Regions from separate parts of the Mus musculus genome. Here region 2 is linked to region 1. A link is a loop called in an ENCODE intact Hi-C map of the cell type or tissue named here. Cell type or tissue: heart. All regions are shown on one strand. Links, peaks and the distances in the headings refer to the core of each region. The heading gives the core; the rest is flanking DNA. Region 1 holds the start of Gm25498 (a small nucleolar RNA gene). Region 2 overlaps Wdfy4 (WD repeat and FYVE domain containing 4).

Region 1 (8,996 bases), core at 765-8,764:
GGAGGGAGGGAAGAAAGGAAGGAAGGAAGGAAGGAAGGAAGGAAGGAAGGAAGGAAGGAAGGAAGGAAGGAAGAAAAATATAGGCCAATTTCCCTGCTGACATAGAGGCTAAAATTAACATGGAAGTACAAAAGACCCTATTCACAAATAATATCCAAAGCTATCAAGAGCAGAAGAGCAATGTTGCAGGCAACATAATACCTTATCTCAGTGTACACTGCAGAGCCACAGTGAGGAAACCAGCACCGTCCTGGCACACAGCAGATGCACGCACAACAGGGAACCAGACATAAACCAACATAGCCACAGACACCCAGCGTTTGAAAAACCTTCCAAAACACACTTTGGAGAAAAGAAAGCATTTTTGTCTAATGAAACCAGCAAACTTGGATGTCAGCCCTAAGGAGAACGAAGTTAGGTACATATCTCCTGTCCCACACAAAACCCAACTTCAACCTTAACAGAAGACCTGGAACTCTGAGACTGCTGGAGGAAAGCAGAAGAAACATTTCAATATGTAGGCATAGGTGAGGGCTGTCTGAGAAGGACGCTGCAGCAGAGGAATGGATCCCAAGAACTGATGATAAACTGTGTAAAATTATTGTATTGAGCTTCTGCAGAGTGAAGGAAGCAATTGGCAATCGGCAGAGGGAAAAGGCAGTCGAAGGGATGGGGAGAAATCCTTTCCCCGCTACACATCTGACAGCGCTCAGTATCCAGAACAAATAAAGGACTTTAAAAACTAAATATAAAATCAACTAGACAATATACTATCATTTGATGAATATTTTAAAAGGTTCAACCACCAGAGAAATCCAAATTGAAACAGTTTTGAGATTCTAACTCACTTTAGTCAGGATGGCTATCATCAGGAAAAGAACCCGCTGGAGAGGATGCAGGGCCCGTAGTCACTGCTGGCGGGAGTGTGAAGCGGTGCTGCCATTATGGAAATGAAGAAGATACAGCTACCGTGTGACCCAGCTATCCTCCTGAGACACCTCAGAGTGTTAACTGAGACACTATTCACTATGGCCAAAACCTGTGCCAGAGTCAACCCCATTGCCAACCTAACTGGCTTTATAATGGGCTCAGGAGACACACTTGTTGGAAAGGACATTTCCAGAATGTTTAACTGAGTGGTGAAGCAGAAACCTAGAGCAACGTCAGTGTGCAAATCTCTCTGCAACCTAACTAACTATATACACAAAGTGGACCGTGCCCTCACCTCTCCCTGACTTCAGACTGATGGCCGAAATAGACCCAGTAACTCTTCCTTACTTCTTCCCCTAACATTTTACTAGTTCTCGTGAATTTCATGTCATGCACTCCAATCCCACTCATTCCCCCCCCCCCTTGTCCTCACCCTTCACCCCTACAAACTCCCACTCCAACAGAGAAAAAAAAAATCATGGTGGAGGCTGCAGTGTGTCACAGTGTGTCTCACAGTATACCCTTTTGTTCACACTAGTTTGCTTGTAAATGTTCATTGCAGTGACTCAATGGTCTCTGGCTTCTGCGACACTAACAATACTGGCACCTCACTGGTACTCCTCTCGGATATCCTGTTCTTGTCCTGTGTCATGGAGATCCTGTAGTTTTGGATCTGTAGGACCGACCCTTCATGCACCCCAGCAGTTCATTGATGGGGTAGGTGTTGGAATGAGCCAATTCAAAGCCCTGGACCTAGGTCTGAGAGGCATCTATCTGAGTTGGTCAGCCCACTGGCCCTCCCACCCTCATGCCCTGAGGCTGGGTCACAGGCAAACCCTGCAACCAAGGCCAGCTCTAACGTGCTGCACAGACGAGGTGCAGGGACAGCTCTCCTGAGTGCTGTAACAGTCGAGGAGCAGGGACAGCTCTCCTGCCCTCTGACCCCTTCAGGGCCGACTATCACAGTCACTTCCAGTGTCAGGGCAAAAGCAAGAGGGAGAGGCTCTCTTCATTACTGATGGTACCTTACTGCAGACAAGAGACAGGGTTGGTTCTCCTACACTCTCGCGTCAGGCTGGCTCACCCTCAACCCACATCCAGAGCCAGCTCTACTGTACTGCACCAGGTGAGGGGCAGGGCCTGCTCTCCCACTCTGATGACACGGGGCAAGCTCCTCTGCCTGCTGTAGGTGGCAAAGAGTGAGAAGGGGACATCTCTAGCTCACCTGTGTCACTGCATGACAGATGAGTGACCTACTCTCCCAAGTGCTGCAGATGGCAAGGGGCAGGGACAGCTCTCATGACCTCAAGGTCAGGTCTCTGGTCTGCCACCAGTGGGGCGGGGGAGAGAAAGAGCAGGGAGGGAGAGAGGGGAAGAGGGTTTCTCTTGCTCAGCTCATCCACACCACTGCATGGAAGGCAGGTGGTAGGGCCAGTTCTCGCATGCTCATATCCTCAGGCTGGATCAACTGAAACCCCCACAATGTACAGGGCTCACTCTCCCAAGTACTGCAGCAGGTCAGGTGTGAGTTCAGCTCTCCCACAATGCCCATGTGAGGGATGAGGCTGGTTCTGCACAGCCCTCAGACAGTGACAAGTCCCTGGGCAGCAGCCCAGACCAGCGACATCCATCTGGCTTTTGGTGGTAACAGACTCCTGCTGCTGCAGACCTACAGACCCAGAAATGGTCCCCTGGCAGCACAGGCCAGGCCCCCACCATGGCTCCAGGTGGGATCACTGGCTACTCACATCAGACTGTCCCTCACTACCCTCGAGTCTCCAGTTCTGCCTCTCTTCATTGTATGCACCTCCTTCTGTTTCTCTTTCTCTTCCATCTCTTCATCACTTATTGGCTCATTTTAGTGGGTGTCTGGAGTCATCTCAGGAGTGGTCTCAGAAGTGCTATACCCTGCTCATGTACTATGGCACCAGGCCATAATGCAAGCTAGCAGGGTCGTCTTGGCATAGTCCCCTAGGCCTGTGTGGAGGAGGGCTGGTGGTGATCTCAGGCTGGCTCCCCATCCTGGGAGCCTGTCTGAGCCTTCCTGGCATGAGACTGATGGTGGTTTCAGGCTCACTGTTTTCAGGAAATGTTAAGGTACTAATCATTTGTTCACAGGTCAGAACACTGTAGTGCAGAAAGAGCCTGTCTCCTCACTGCCACCTACTGACGAACTTGTGACACAGCAGCCACACCTGCAATGCCTCTAGGGACTGGACATCCTCCCCCCCCCCCCCATCCCTTCTTTAAATTGATTCCTGTCCGGTGTTTTGTCCCAGCAATGGGACATGGAGCCTAGATGTCCACCAACAGATGAATGGGTAGAGATAATGTGAGACATGTGCCCTGAGTTGACAAAGGGATTTTATTCAGCTGTAAGGTGGAGTTGTGGGCTGGGGAGAGGGCTTCAGTGACAAGTGTGCTCCTTGTACAGCCCCAGGACATGAGCTGATCTCTGGAACTCACGTAAAAGAGCCAGACGCCAGGGTTTTTGGTTTTCCTCTGTAATCTCAGCTTTCCTAAGTCACTAAGGGAGGTGGAACCAGAAAGATGGCCTGGAGATGGCAGGCCAGCCTGAGCTACCAGCACAGCAGGCAAAACAAAGCAAAAGGGGAAAATGGACTTCCAAGAGCTGAACTCTGACCTCCACACGTGTAGTCATGGCTCACACATGCCCCACTGCCACAATCACACACACACACACACACACACACACACACACACACACACACACAAACTAAGATCATAACCTTTGCAGAAAAATGGGCAGATATGGAAATTATAATAAATAATAAGACAGATTCAGAAAGACAAATAGCATACTTTCTCTCTTATGCATATATATGCATATGAATATTTTATATAGACATGGAATTTACATATATGCATGACATATAATGCAAATGTAAAAGAAGGGATGAGAAGTGGGGTGGGGAAGGCAAAATATGTCGCTTTCCCTCTGATGTGCAGAGTGTGTATTAACTACAAGTAATTTGGCTCTACTCTTTCTTCCTCTGTATTGACTCTACTATCTCATAGTAAGGAGACTGCTCAGCAGGGCAAGAAAGTGGAATAGCTAATAGAGTTAGTTACAATGTTATACTGCATAAAAACATCATAGCGAAGCTCAGATCTTGCCTGCTAACTAAAAACAACACTGTGCATCTGTGAGGGAAACTGTAAAGATGAGATGTTCAGGAAATGGATGGATCTGCAAAGTATATGGTAACCAAAACTCAGAAAGAAAAAAAAATCCTAGTCTGTGATGTATTTATGTGTAACAGGTATACATTTGGATGGAATCTAAAAGCCTTGAAGAAGACCAGGAGGGAGCGATGTTTGTGATGAAGGATGGGAGGGGGCAAAAGGACCCAGGGCATGAAGAGACAGTATCAGAGGAGTGGGAGGGGGATGGGATAAGGAGAATCACAAAAGACACACTTTATTGAATACCATCATAATAATATCTAACAAAGTATGTGTAGGCTAAAAAAGGAAGTTATAAAGAAAGGGAAAAAGCAACTAATTGACATACTAAACAATATTGATTGTAATTGGCAATTATGGACACAAGATGGCGCCCTCAGCATGCTACTTAGGGTGTTAGGGTGTGTGTGTGTGTGTGTGTGTGTGTGTGTGTGTGTGTGTGTGTGTGTGTGTGTGGCTGTGCGCGCGCGCGCGCGTGTGTGTGTTTGTGTGGTGTGTTTGTGTTTCCTGGGCTCACTCCGCGGCCCCCGCCGCTCCCGCCCCTGCTAGTGATGGAGGGTGCACACTTAGGGCGCAGTCAGCTTTTCACTTTTCCCTCTCTGGTCCAGGCAGCAGCTTTGGCCTCCGCTCTCCTCTGTCAGTGCTTCGCAGTAGAAACTCTAAAACAGAGGCCGTGGAAGGATGATCCTGAGGCGGTGGGGAGAAGCGGAACTGGAGAAGTGTTGTCCTGTCTTACTGTGTGTCAGAGGCAATGTGGGTAGTGCCCATCTCAGGCAGAGTTGGAGGTTGGGTAACCTACGCTTTGGAGGGCTCTGTGTCTGACGCTCAGGCTGACTGGCATAGCGTGAGGAGGCCCTGGGTGAACGTGAGATCCGAAGCTTCTTAATGAGCAGAGAATGAGCCAGAGTGTGACCAGGTTTGCACTTGTCTTAGACATAGGAAGTCATTCCAGTCTGAGGCTGGCGAGACGGCCCAGTGGTTAGGAACACTTGTTATTGGGAAGCTTTTGGGTTCCAGTGCCCACATCAGGAGGCTGACAACTGCCAGGGATTCCAATTCAAGGACAGTCAGTGTCCTCTTCTTGCCCTTATGGGCCCTGCACACAATTGTCACTCAGACAAACAAGCTTAAGTCTACATATGTCACAAAAAAATTGACACACCACCACACCACAGACACACAAGCGTTTATGCATACAGTCATACACACACCCTCGAACTTCTGATTCTCCTGCCTCAGCCTCGTGAGTGGTGAGGTTACACATGTAATTACTGCCATGTTTGGCAATTGTAAGTATTTTCTAAAATTTTTAATTGATTCTTTGTGAATTTCACATCATGCAACCCAATCACCTTGTCCCTCCATATCTGCCCTCTGCCCTTGCACCCTCCTCCTCACAGGACACAATAAACAACAACAACAACAACAACAACAACAGAATCTCACCACCACAGAAGCTACGGTGTGTTACATAGTATACCCTTTCACCCACATAGCTCTACTTGCCAATGTTCATTGCAATGTGTCATTGGTCTGGTTGAGGCCTCCGGCTTCTGCTACACCATCAATACATATGTGCCCTCACCAGAACTCCTCTTTGATATCCTGTTGTTGCCCTGCGTAGATCCTCCAGCTTCGGATCTGCAAGACCTGCCCCTTCACACACTCCAGCAGCTCATGGATGGGGTAGATGCTGGGGAGGGCCAACTCAGAGCCCTGGATCTTCGTGGAAGCTGAGTTGGTCTGCCTGCCAGCTCTCCTGCACCTGTGCCACCAGGGCCAGCTCTCCTTTTTTCAGTGATGGTCCTTAAACGCTTTAACCTCCCTTTTAACCCACCACCCACCAGAGGCAGTGGGAGAGAAAGGATACTGGGGGAAGTGGACCTGTTTAGGAAGGCTCTTTGGAGCAACTCCAGTCTGTGTTGTCTGGAAATCTGCAGTTTAGTTCACAGTTCAGCAGCGGCAGCTCGATCCACTTGCAAACACCCCACGGATACGTATACCAGCAGTCTAGTTTGGTAGAGTTGGGATAGCAAACACTGAATCAGCAGCGGTGGCACTACCTAGCACTACAGCCAGGCCTCCACCTCGGGACGAGTCAGCAGAAGTTCTCGGCTGTGTCTCTCAATGAAGCAAAGCCTCCAGACCCACAAGTGTTGCATAGCTAGCTCTATAAGGAAGCCAAACTCAGCTCCCGTCACCGTCTGTCGAGTCCTTTTTATATTCTCTCCAAACATCACGTGTCCTTCACGGGTCTTGCGTCAGCACATGAGTCTGACATCACTCTGCCAATCAGCCCAAGTCCTCGGAAGCGGCAAAAAAACTGCTGCATACCACCAGAAGTTTTCTGGTGAGTTTCTCTCCTCTAGAGTTCAGACAAATGTAGCGCAACTGCTCAGTGTAAGGTGGGCAAACATATGCATGCCATTGGCAAAGAATCTTTTAGCACGTGTCCTCTCACATGCTTGCTTTAGCAGATCACCCTGTGTCTGCTTCAGTGAAACGTTCCTTCACAAGTCTGCCTTAGTCTTTCACCTGCGTCTGAGTCTGCTAAATGGTCCTTCACGTGTTTGCCCCAGCTAAACCTCATCCACTTCATCTCCTGCCCTCATACCCTCAGGGCCAGCTCTCCCGCACTGCCCAGGTGAGAGGCAGGGCCAAGGCTCTGAGCTGCAGCACAGGCCAGGGCATCACCATGGTCTCTGGTGGTAGGGGGGGGGCAGGGGGGGATATTCACATCAGGATGTTCCTCACCACTTTCTTGTCTCTAGTTTCGCCTCTCTTCAGAATGCACAAACCATTTCACTTCTCTTTCCCTCCCATCTCTCCATCACACACTTTCTCATCACCGAGGGCTTTGGGTGTCTTCTGCCCACCAGAACTGCATCAGCAATGACATTTTCTTTTAAAAGGTAGGATGATTAAATGTTAGTTCAACCCAAAGAGTCCAAAGGAAATAAATCCCTCGCCAAGGTTAAACACAGCCCAGAGAGACTGTAATTCAGCATCGAGTCGTCCAGTCTGTGGTTGAACAGCACCATGAGCAGCTAGAGACCTGAGCAGATAGGCCAACGGCAGGAAGCAAACAGCAGGGCATGTTGAGTCAGCTGTAATCTCCACTCTGCAGGGGCCGCTCTTCTTCCTGGGCTAGGACGTAGCTCTGGGAGTCACAGACATTCACACAGTGATGGGTTTTCTCAAAAAAAAGAAAGCACAGGCCCACTGGCACTTGGGTTTGTTACTGGCTCTATTGGTGAACAGTGTCATTCACCATTTCCCAAGGAGCACAAGCAGCGACTGCCTTCAAGTCTCCAGTTGTGCCTCTCTTCACAATGCACAAACCACTTGGCTTCTCTTCCTTTTCCATCTCTCCATCACCTGCTTGCTCACTTCTGCCATGCTTTCCCAGCGAGGGTTGGGTGTGGCCCGTGGCCAATGATAAGTCTTTTAAATAAAAAGTTTAACAGAATACTACCGAGTGAATCCACTCTAGTACACCCACCCCAACCTAGTGTGTACATGTAGTAAGAGCTGTCATGGCACCATTCTTATTACATTTAAAATTATTCCTGTCAGCCAGAAGAACAGGAAGGAGGACCTCCTGCCCTTAGAACCCTCTCATGCCATCAGTTAGGATCCCAAAGACCCACCCACCCCTCTGAGACCTGTCCCCACCCCCACCCCCACCCCCTTGTGCCTCCGTCCTTACATGGGCAGGAGGATATCCACTCACTGCTCGGGTGCAGGCCATGACAATCAGAACAGAGAGGCACACATGATGACTAACGGCCACACTCTGCCACAAGTCCATCCCTCAACTCTGACTGAGATTCCCTGCTGAACCAGAGGTCATACTGGCCACCAGAAATAGAGAACACAGAGACCAGAAGACAAAAGAGGAAACAGAAACCAAGAAACAAAACACCCATCCAACAAGACAAACTCAGAAATCAGCACCTAGACCTGTACTCATCCTAGACCCAGATGCCGAGATGCCAGTGTAAGAACACCATCAACCGCAGCCGAGGCAACATGGCACCACCAAAGTCCAGCAAGCCATGAATATCCCAACACAGCTCAAGCACAAGAAATGACCTTAAAACCTTAAAGAGGAAATGAATAAATATCTTAAAGAAATCCAGGAAAACACAAACAAGCAGTTGGAATATATGAAGAAATCTCTTAAAGAAAGTCAAGAAAAACAAGTAAACAGGTGAGGGAAATGAATAAAACCATTCAAGGCCTGAAAATGGAAATAGAAGTGATAAAGAAAACACAAACTGAGGGAATTCCGAAGATGGAAAATGCAGGCAAGCAAACAGGGACCACAGAAGCAAGCATCAGCATCAGGATGCAAGAGACAGAAGACAGTGTGTCGGGCTTAAAAGATATGATAGAAGAAATTGATACATCTGTCAAAGAAAATGTTGTATCTAAAAAATTTAAGACACCAAGAATTCAAATATCCAGGTAACTAGGAATTCAGACCAGATAGACAATTTAAATATACCTATAATCTCCAAGGAAATAGAAATCATCATTAAATGTTTCATAATAACAACAACAAAAACAACAACAAAAACAACAACAAATCATATCCAGACAGTTTTAGCTCGGAATTCTACTGGATTTTCAAAGGTGTCCTAATACCAGTACTTGTTAAGTTATTCCACAAAACAACATTAAGGGACATTATCCAAATCATTTTTTGAGGTCACAGTCACAGTGGTACCCAAACCATACAAATATTCAACAGAGAGAATTATGGAACAGTTTCCCTCATGAACATTGATAGAAAAATACTCAACAAAACACTCACAAACTAAACCTAAGAACACATAAGAAAGATGATCCACCGT
Region 2 (8,996 bases), core at 493-8,492, 59 kb after region 1:
GGGAGCATGTAGAGACTCCGTGGGTTCCAGCTCTGCGGAGTGATCCATAGCCATTGAACTATTCTGTCTGCCTCATTTATAAGGCGGGCAGAATGATAGTGTTGCTTGCCTTGCATTGCCTTGGTTTCCAGGGAGTGTTGACATATATGCATACATACATACTTGACACACATGTACACATACATAACACATGTGCACACATACTGACATACATGCATACATACAAGACACACATGAATACATACATGACATACATGCAGTGCCTCTAGTCTACAGCACTTGGCCTCTGCATCTCATCCGACACTTGGGTTTTATTCAAAATGAAATGTTCTGTGAGTCAATCACATTAGCTACCTCAGGGGTCCTCCTTAGCATCCACTGCCACTTCAGGACCCAGATAATGCTTCAGATAAGCATGGAGACCTCTGAGGCTGCACAGCTTTAAAAAGGACATGTTAAGGCTCGTGTTTATCTCTACTCACCTCCCATTCCCCCCTGCCCAACATCTCAGCTCTCCTGGGTGAGCACAGCAGCCATCTTGGAACACAACATTTCTCTTCTTTGGTTGATGCCTCAGAATGGGCTCTGTATAGCTGGGTTTCTGAGCTGCCATTATCACCTGCATGTTCACAAATACATGCCCTGTGATCTGTCTTCTTTTAATCTACTAGTTAGAATTGAGAAAGCACCACATGATTCTTTTCTTACTGTAAATCAGTCCCTGGAGGAGACACCATGGGGCTCAAAGGGCTCACTTCAGGCTCTTCTGAGTCCTTCACAGCTGATCTTGCATCCTCTTGGTTCCCACTTTTGTAACTTTCCTGCCACTTAAAAGAGTCTCCAGTCTGAGGGCATCCCTCTTCTGACTTGTATCTTTCTTTGACTTCCCACCATTCCAGGTGACGAGGGAGAGAGAGAGAGAGAGAGAGAGGGAGAGAGGGAGAGAGAGAGAGAATGGGAAGGAGGAAGGGAGGAAGGATGGCAGGTTTTTCATGAATAGAGCCCACCTTCTCCTTTCCCCACAGCTCCGGCCTCTGCTTGAGTGCCCTGGCTTCTTGAGTTTCTGAAACATCCCCTCTGCTGCACTCACCCACTGTTCCTTCCTAGGACTGCTCCGCAAGCTGATTTTTTTTTTTTTCTCAACTTTCCATGCTTGGCTCCATGATGCTTCTTAAGGCTCTCCCCAGTGCTCTGGCCTTACATGACATCTCAGTATCTAGAGCCCGGGTTCAGGGGCGGGGCTCTCTTACATTCTAGAAAGGAGGAGCTAAGAGGCTGCCCCACCCCCACCCATGTCAGCTGCTCTCAGGATGGCACCTCTCGCAGGGATTCGATTCTTGAATCTAAGAGCCTACAGAAAGTAGCCTCAAATTATTCTCCCGCAAGTCTTGCTGTGCAAGTTCAAGTGGAAGTAGATGGTGGGGAGAGCGGAGAGCAGCAGCAGAAACCCCTGCTTCCTGGCTCAGCAGGGCTGTGCTTCCCCTCCCACAGCTGCAGACTGTGTCCGGCTCTCAGTTCAGAACCTCTCCAAGTTGGCAGACACTCTCCCCGCGCCGGAGGTGAGCGAGGCTGTGAGCCTCATCCTGAACTTTGTGAGAGACTCCTACCCCATCTCCTCTGCGCTGCTCCTGGAGTTTGAGAACGGGGAGGGCTACCCTCTTCTCCTCAAGGTACTGCTGCGGTAAGTTGTGGGGCCTGGTGAGAGGGGAGAGAAACAGCATCCCTCAAGCTGTGGGGCCCAGAATCATCTTGCTGCTTTGGTGGAAGAGAGATAGCAAGAGTGTTTAAGCATGTCTTATGAAATTCAAGGCTCCTAAGAGCATGCATGGCTAGTAAGACCCCCTTCCTGGTAGCAGTAACTGAACATGCAGATAGATGTAGGAAGGCCTTCTTTAGGGAATCAATGAGTGACCATAATAGCCACTCCATCAAGTCCACCAAGTGGCAAACACCACCAGCGTGTTCCACCTCGTAAAGCTCATGTGCCTCTCAGAATCTTTCTGCGATCAGATGGCTTTTACCCTACCTCAGTGTTTGGAGGGCTGTGTGGGAACCGTGCGCCAACCTTAGCTCTCCAGCACTGTCAGAACTGATAGGTAACCACCCAATAAAGCTGTCCTTTGACTGCTTCTGCTCCACACCATCGCAAAGCCACCATAAGGACTAAGTACACCATCACAGAAGGGCTAAGTACCGTCGTCTAGGGAAACGCCAGTTTGGGAATGCATTTCAGCAAGTTTCCTTCCTTTGGCATTTCCTACTTCACATGTCTGCCCTCTGCTTGTAGTTTCTGAGATCAACTCTCATCTGAAGGTCTCTCTCAGACCCATGAATTGTGGAAAAGACACTGTGTATCTGGGGCTGGACCAAATTTTTATTCAGGCTTATTGTATTCAGGGGATGGGTGCCTAGGTATTAGCATGGGCACTAGATGGAAATAAAAGAAATCCTTTTGTGGCCCAAACTCTTTCACTGAAGTTGGGGAAGCTGCTTCAGGGCAAGGCTAGGCACATTCCTTTGGACTTTGCTTGGCTTCTCCTCAATGGAGTGGACCTTAGCGATGTCTTTCACAGATGCATGAGGCATGACCGAATGCCTCAGATACACTGGAGATGGTTTGGATGAGAGAAGCTGAAGGCTGTCGATGCAGAGTCTCTTTCAAAGGAGGCATCCTTCAAAAGGGTGCTAAGAATAAGTGTTTCTTTGGGTATATACTATCACTGCACAGTAAGCAGCCTGGCTAGTGGCCAGATGACTGTGACCACTGTGGTGCCCTGGGTAGCATTTTCTACAAGTTTCTTCTGGTCGATGGATGGGCATTAGGTTTCTTATAGAAGACAGAAGGGGAAACCAGTGTGAGGAAGCGGCTGCTCGGCTCAATCCCTTCTTGTCTGCCTTCCCAGGAGCCATGCTTCATTCACTCCTGATCTGAGAAGGCAAGATCTGGACAGAGACTCCGGGGCCCCTCTGCCCTGTAAGCAGAGCAAAGTATCAGATAAACTCTGGAGGTATCAGCCATAGGCGAGGCATGAGAAAGATGACAGAAATGCACATGTCCACCACAGGCTAGGTGTGAGGAAGACTACAGAAATGCACATCTTCCCCATGCGGTCTGAGTTTTCTTTTTCCTTCTAGGAAATATCGAATCTTCCATTCTGGGGGTGCCCTTTGCTCTGTGAGCCCCTTAAATTCGTGCCTTTTGGGAGTCCAGCCACGGAAAGCAGCCTTCCTCTAAACAGAGCTGTGGTCTTTCACAGGTTCCTCTGTGCAGCAGTCTCTGCTTACTGACAGAGAGTGGTCTGCTCTGAAGAGCTCCAGTGGGCATCTGCAATACAAATCTTACAGAATCTGATACACACATACTGATAGTCAATGTTGAACTTGTAAATTGGGTACAGTAAGAGGCTAATAACAATAGTTAATAGCAAAATTCAATATTTATATATGTAGCCATATTATAACAAATTAGTTTAAAGCATGATTTTTTTTTTAATTTCTGGAATTCTTTGCTGATCTCTCTCTCTTTCTCAGTGTGTGTGTTTAGAAATGTCATTTATTTTATTTTATATTTTATTTTGATAAGGTCTCATGTAACTCACATAACTCAGGATGGTCTCAAGCTCTCTATATTATCAAGAATGATCTCGATACTCCTGTACACACCTTTCGAATTCTAAGATTATGGGTAAACGTCACCACGACTGGTCCTATGCAGTATTAGGGATCCAAACCAGGTCCCTCTGAATACGAGACAAGCACTTTATCAAACAACCTACACCCAAGTTCCAGTTGCTGTTTGGAGGCCACAGATGACGAATGGCAATGGAAGTTACAGAGTACACACATGATGAGAGGGAACTTTTGGGGGTCAGAGAGATGACTCAGTGGTTAAGAGCCTTTGCTTTTGTGGAGGACTAGTTTCAGTCCCAAACACCTACATGGTGGCTTACAACCACCAGTAACTTCAGTTTGGGGAGCTCTAGCATCCTCTTCTGGCCTCTGGGAGGAGCACTGTACACACACATAGCTGTTCCATCCAGGAGCTGACCCTGTTTGTCCTGCAGGTATAACGGGCTGACCCAGGGTGTGGTGGAGCCCCATCTGGAGGAGCTCATCGAGCTGGTGATGTGGCTGACAACCTGTGGGAGGTCAGAGCTGAAGGTGTTTGACAGCGTCACTTATCCTCAGCTTGAAGGCTTCAAGTTCCATCAGGAGGCTTCTGGTGGGTCCTCACTGTGTCTCCAGGTAACTGGAGAGCCAGTATGATGTCCTGACCAGGCTATGCTGGTCTCTGAGTCCATTTGCATTTGTCACAAGGTCTGATGCTTCTGACCTTTGGAGACATGACCTAGACCCGTGGATATTAGATCTTCCCTTAATCTACTTTCCACCTGTGCAATTTCAGCTTTGCACACAAAAAAGCTCATTTTGTGTGGCAAGTGGAGGAAATATTGCTTAACAGAGGCTAAACCCTTATCAAGTAAGGGAGGCAGCCTCTGGAATTCCACCCCTGTCTAGGGGTGACTTAGCCTGTACCATCTGCTTGTGTAATAGAAACAGATGAGCCTGACTCAGCCACCTAGGCTCAGAGTCAGTGGATTTTCTTCCTAGGATGCTGAACATGAACTGAGAATACCAGTGGGCACACTGATGCTTTCTGAGCAGCAGGTGCTCTGCCCCCTACTGGGTGCTAATGTGAACTACTAGTGTCAGCTCTAAAATCCTTCCTCAGAGACTGTCACACATATATCAAACCACAGGCTGCTTGACTGGCACATGCCTTGCCTCGAGTGGGTCTGTCAGGAAACCCTGCACAGACATCCTGCTGAGGGAATTTTTAAAGGCTAAGTGTGAGTCGTCTAGGTTGAAAGGAGAGGGAAGAGTTTAAAGGCACAAAGTACCAAGTGGGGAAGAAACAGTGGTCTGAGACAGCTGGGTGGATCTCGAGATGCTAGCTAGGGTAGGAAGTTAGGAGCTGTGGGAAGAGGCAGGAGCTGTAACGCTGCAAGCACCAGCTAGAGAAGAGTGTTAGGCAGAATCTAGACAAAGAGGATCAGAGATGGCTGGCAGCAGAGAGCCTCAAAGTTTTAGCAAATCCAAGGCAGAAATACATACAGGCAGGAGCTTTGAACCAGGTATTCTGGGGTGAGAGACAATAAGGGTAGAAGAGAAAGCCGGAGTGGGCAATGAAGGTGCATCCTTTCCGCTGTCTAGATGGAAATCTGACTTAGAACAGCCATCTACAGCATCACTTGATTCTAGTTGATAAACCCCAAATCTCCTGGTCCAGCTTTGTTCTGTGGAAATATAAGGTGGACCAATCATCTATCTCGATTTTAGCAAGAAGAAACTGGTTGGATTATTTCTGATAACATATGTTTATCTACCTCAATAGACCCCAAATCCTCAAGGAATGCTTAAGGTGTAGCCACAAACAGAGCAGTTAGTGAGACTCTTGCTTCCTTCTTTCCCCGTGCTGCCCCTTGGAAATCCTGTGTGGCTCCTGCCCTCACGAGCACGCTTTGGTTCAGAGTAGTCATGACTGGAACGCTTAGTCAGTTGCCAATCTTTGGAATGCAGATGCAGCCCTTTCCAACCCCCCACCCCCCCATCATAGTTGCTGAAGATTTCTAGATGTCTAAGATGTGCACTTACAGGAACTAAAAAAGAGAATCATTACATGCTGAGTCCTTGTGAGAGCTCAAGGATGCATTTCTAGACAGGCCGGCAGGGAGCTAACTTGCAGAACTCTTGCTTTTCCTCCCCAGGAGTGACTGTTAAGAATCTCCAGGCCTTCCAGGTCCTGCAGAATCTTTTCCACAGAGCCAGTGACTCTGTCCTTTGCATTCAAGTGCTTTTGGCCATCAAGACCATGTGGGCCTGGAATCCTCGCAATTTCTTCCTGCTGGAGTGGACCCTGCAACCCATCTCACAGTTTGCAGAGATCATTCCCCTGAAGCCAACCCCAGTGCAGGAGCACTTTTTCCAGCTGTTGGAGACTCTGGTGTTCAAGCTGCTCTATGTGCCCCACGAGGTCCTGGCTAAGGTGCAGCGTCTGATCAAGGAGAGCTCGGAGCTCTCCTGTACCCTCGTGGCCTTGCGGAGCATCCTCAGGATCACAGCCAGTGACCGGCTCTTCACAGACATCTTCCGGGACTCGGGACTACTAGGTCTGCTGCTGGCCCAGCTGCGGAAACAGGCCAAGATCATGAGGAAGTCAGGTGTGACTTCAGAGGGGTGGGCAAATGGGCTGAGGTCATTGCTATCCAGGCTGGGCCAATCTGACCACCTTGCAGGGTAACGGAGAGTGCGAACGTGTGGCTCATATTGTGGTGGATAGACAAAAGAGCTCTGGGGTTATAGCTTCACAAAAAACAGGCAGAGTCTCCAAGTCTTCCCCAGAGATGAGAGGGACAGACACCACTTTATGTGAACTCCAGGAATGGACTCAAGGAATTCTTAAGTTACTCCTCCCTGGGTATAGAGATGAAACCCACCAGGGGACTGTGATCCCTCAGTAAAGCAAAGGGGTACTGGGGGCCTGCAGAGACCTAGGCTTTGAAGGTGCTTGTGGGGTTTGCTGAAGTATGACCTTGTGGTCTCCCACCTTGTGGAACTCTCAGAGTGGGGTTCCAGAGTCCTGCTGACCCAGCATGCCTCTCATTCCAAATGGCCTATACACCTGCTTTACTGTGCCCCACACTTTGCGAGGAGCTTTGAGATCCTCACCTCCTGTGATTTTTCAAATAGAAACAAGGCACAAAGTCTCTTTCCCCTGTTCCTCTTGGTTTGCTCAACTCTGTCACTTCCTGCTGCCCTTGGGAGACCAGCCTGGAGGTGGGGCAGCAGGACACAGGGATCTAGCTGCCTACCTTATGCCTCCATGCCTTTCCCTTCTCTCCTTCCCTTTTGCTGCACTGGCGGGGCAGGCCTGGGAGCTCCTCCCATCCACCAAATGCTTTTGGAATTCTGCTCCAGACTTTAGTCAACACTGCTAACGTGTCTGTTTTCTGCTTCTTGTAAGGAAGAAGATGAGGGAGAGCATGATAATGTGGGAGCTTGTCAGCCTCAGCTGGAAACATAGCTGTGCTGTAAGCAGGGCAGTCTTATGCTGTCACCTCACTTCTATGAGACCATTTTCTCCCCTGTAAAACGACAGTGGCTATGACACAGGCCCCATAGGAACGAAGAGAAAGGCACCCACTGTTGGGTGTGGCACATAACAGGTGTCCAGGAATTCCTGCACACATTAACACTATCATTTCAATATTGCTCTGAGGGTGGTTGAGCCTAGGCACCTTCAGGAGTTCCGGAAGGAACTGTGTCCAACCCAGAATGTTTGCAAATAGGGTGAGGACTTAGGACAATGTGCTTCCAGCATACTTTCCTCTGTCTAGGCCTTTAGAGAAACCAAGCCGTGGAAGTAGGTGGCTCTGTACTTTTTTCTCTTGCTTGGTAGTTTTGGACTGTTTTCTTGTTACTATAACAAAGTAGTTATAGTAACAGACTGCAGACTAGAAAATTTATAAAGAATAGAAGTTTACTTGCAGTCCAATGAGCTACCACCGAGCTATCTTCCCAAATAGAAGTTTATTTGGCTTATGGTTCTGGAGGTTGGGGAGTCCAGTGTCATGGTGCCAGCATATGGAGAAGGTCTTGTTGCTCTAGTACAATACAGCAAAGAGCATTGCTCAGTGAGACAGAGCAATTCTGCCAGTTTATGTACTTCTCCTCATGATGTCATCCAATGCCAATTATGTCCCAAGGATGTACCTGCAAATACCATTACCATGTGAGTTAGAGATTACATTCCCAGCACAGGGCTTTGGGGGAAGCGTTCCAACCATAGCTAACTTCTTGCCTCCAATCCTCTTCTGCATGAAGTTAACACAGCAGCTCCCTTGGTTTCCTTGTGTTTACAGGGGAGTCAGCACACAGCACCCTAGACAGACGATGCCTTTCAACAACTTAATGTCGGATCCACTTTTCGATCTGACCCCAGGCTTATGACCATTCCCAGAAGAGTTTAGCTTTTTCTGTGAGCTAATGTTTCCAGTTTTCCTTTGCGGTTTGAATTTTTAAATGTGACCTATTGATTCTTACGCACGCTGTGTCTGGTAAATAAATTCTTCTTGTTCTCGTTCATTTACTTGTTCTTAATGCTCCAAATCAAAGCTAAATTCTCAATTTGTCTTGGTACTTCTGCAGCCTTGGGTATCAGAGGTGGATTAAGCAGCCTGGTTTGGGCCTCAAGGATCTAGTGGTCTGTCTGTCTGTTCCAGATTCCCTTGAGTTGCTTCTTAGCTAAGGAGCTGGCAGTTGTTCCTTCTAGACATGAGTGCCAGGTTATAAGGGGAAGGTCAGGGCTGATTTGGCGTCAAGAGGAGAGTGCTTCTTTCAGAGGGGCTGTTGCAACAGGCTCATCGGCTTCACCTGGGGCCATGTTAAATACAAGAATTACCTGGTCTCATTCAAAGTCTAACCCAGGAGACCTGAGCAAGGGGCTCCACAGTCTTTTGGATGTTCAGATTTCTGATGTGCTCAAGCTGGAGAACCAGTGAGGTTAAGGTTTTCCAGGTTGTATCTTCAGAATTGAGGTGTATGCTCCCTTCTAATGGGACGACTGCACTCCCGTTGGCCTTAGGAAGGTAGGACCCCAAAGGAGAAGGAGATTGTGGATTGTACCATGCAGACGTAGTACTGATATGTATCGATTCTTAAATGTGGCAGGAAACAAAGAGTGCAGCCCTGATGTGCAGGATCCTGAGAGGGAACTCACCTACGTGATGCTGAGCACTGTGGTCACACTTCTGCAAGGCTCTGTTCGAAATGCAGGTAATGCTAGCTCTAACCTCGCCCTGTCATCTGCAACAGAACATGGACTGTGGTGGCAGTCAAGGGACAGCCAGTGTCAGCACGGTGGCTAATGTCCATGTGCCAGTTGATGGTGACCATCCACAAAATTGACACTTTGGTCAACATTGTTAATATTGTAT

The links. A loop is a pair of places that touch in the nucleus more often than their neighbours do. Peaks named below come from ENCODE experiments on the same cell type or tissue, not always from the same donor. Only the 100,000 strongest peaks of a DNase experiment are listed, where the experiment ranks them.
Region 2: a loop joins it to region 1, with 9 times the contacts of the local background. A loop is called at or near these places in 15 of 42 quality-filtered maps.

The regions. Positions count from the first base shown.
Region 1 is chr14:33,201,303-33,210,298 of GRCm38, reverse strand. Gm25498 (a small nucleolar RNA gene) reads right to left here and starts at 3,147; the gene lies at 3,019-3,147. In heart, for the core only: CTCF peaks have their summits at 3,088 (motif pointing left) and 4,454 (motif pointing right); no DNase peak of the experiment used is centred there; H3K4me3 peaks cover 378 bases; H3K27ac peaks cover 256 bases; H3K27me3 peaks cover 320 bases.
Region 2 is chr14:33,142,167-33,151,162 of GRCm38, reverse strand. Wdfy4 (WD repeat and FYVE domain containing 4) reads left to right here. Exons shown (of 59, transcript NM_001146022.2): 7 at 1,492-1,681; 8 at 4,065-4,222; 9 at 5,769-6,221; 10 at 8,731-8,835. Among named protein-coding and RNA genes, the nearest start is that of Wdfy4, 38 kb to the left of the region's middle. In heart, for the core only: a CTCF peak has its summit at 4,663 (motif pointing left); no DNase peak of the experiment used is centred there; H3K4me3 peaks cover 477 bases; H3K27me3 peaks cover 1,079 bases.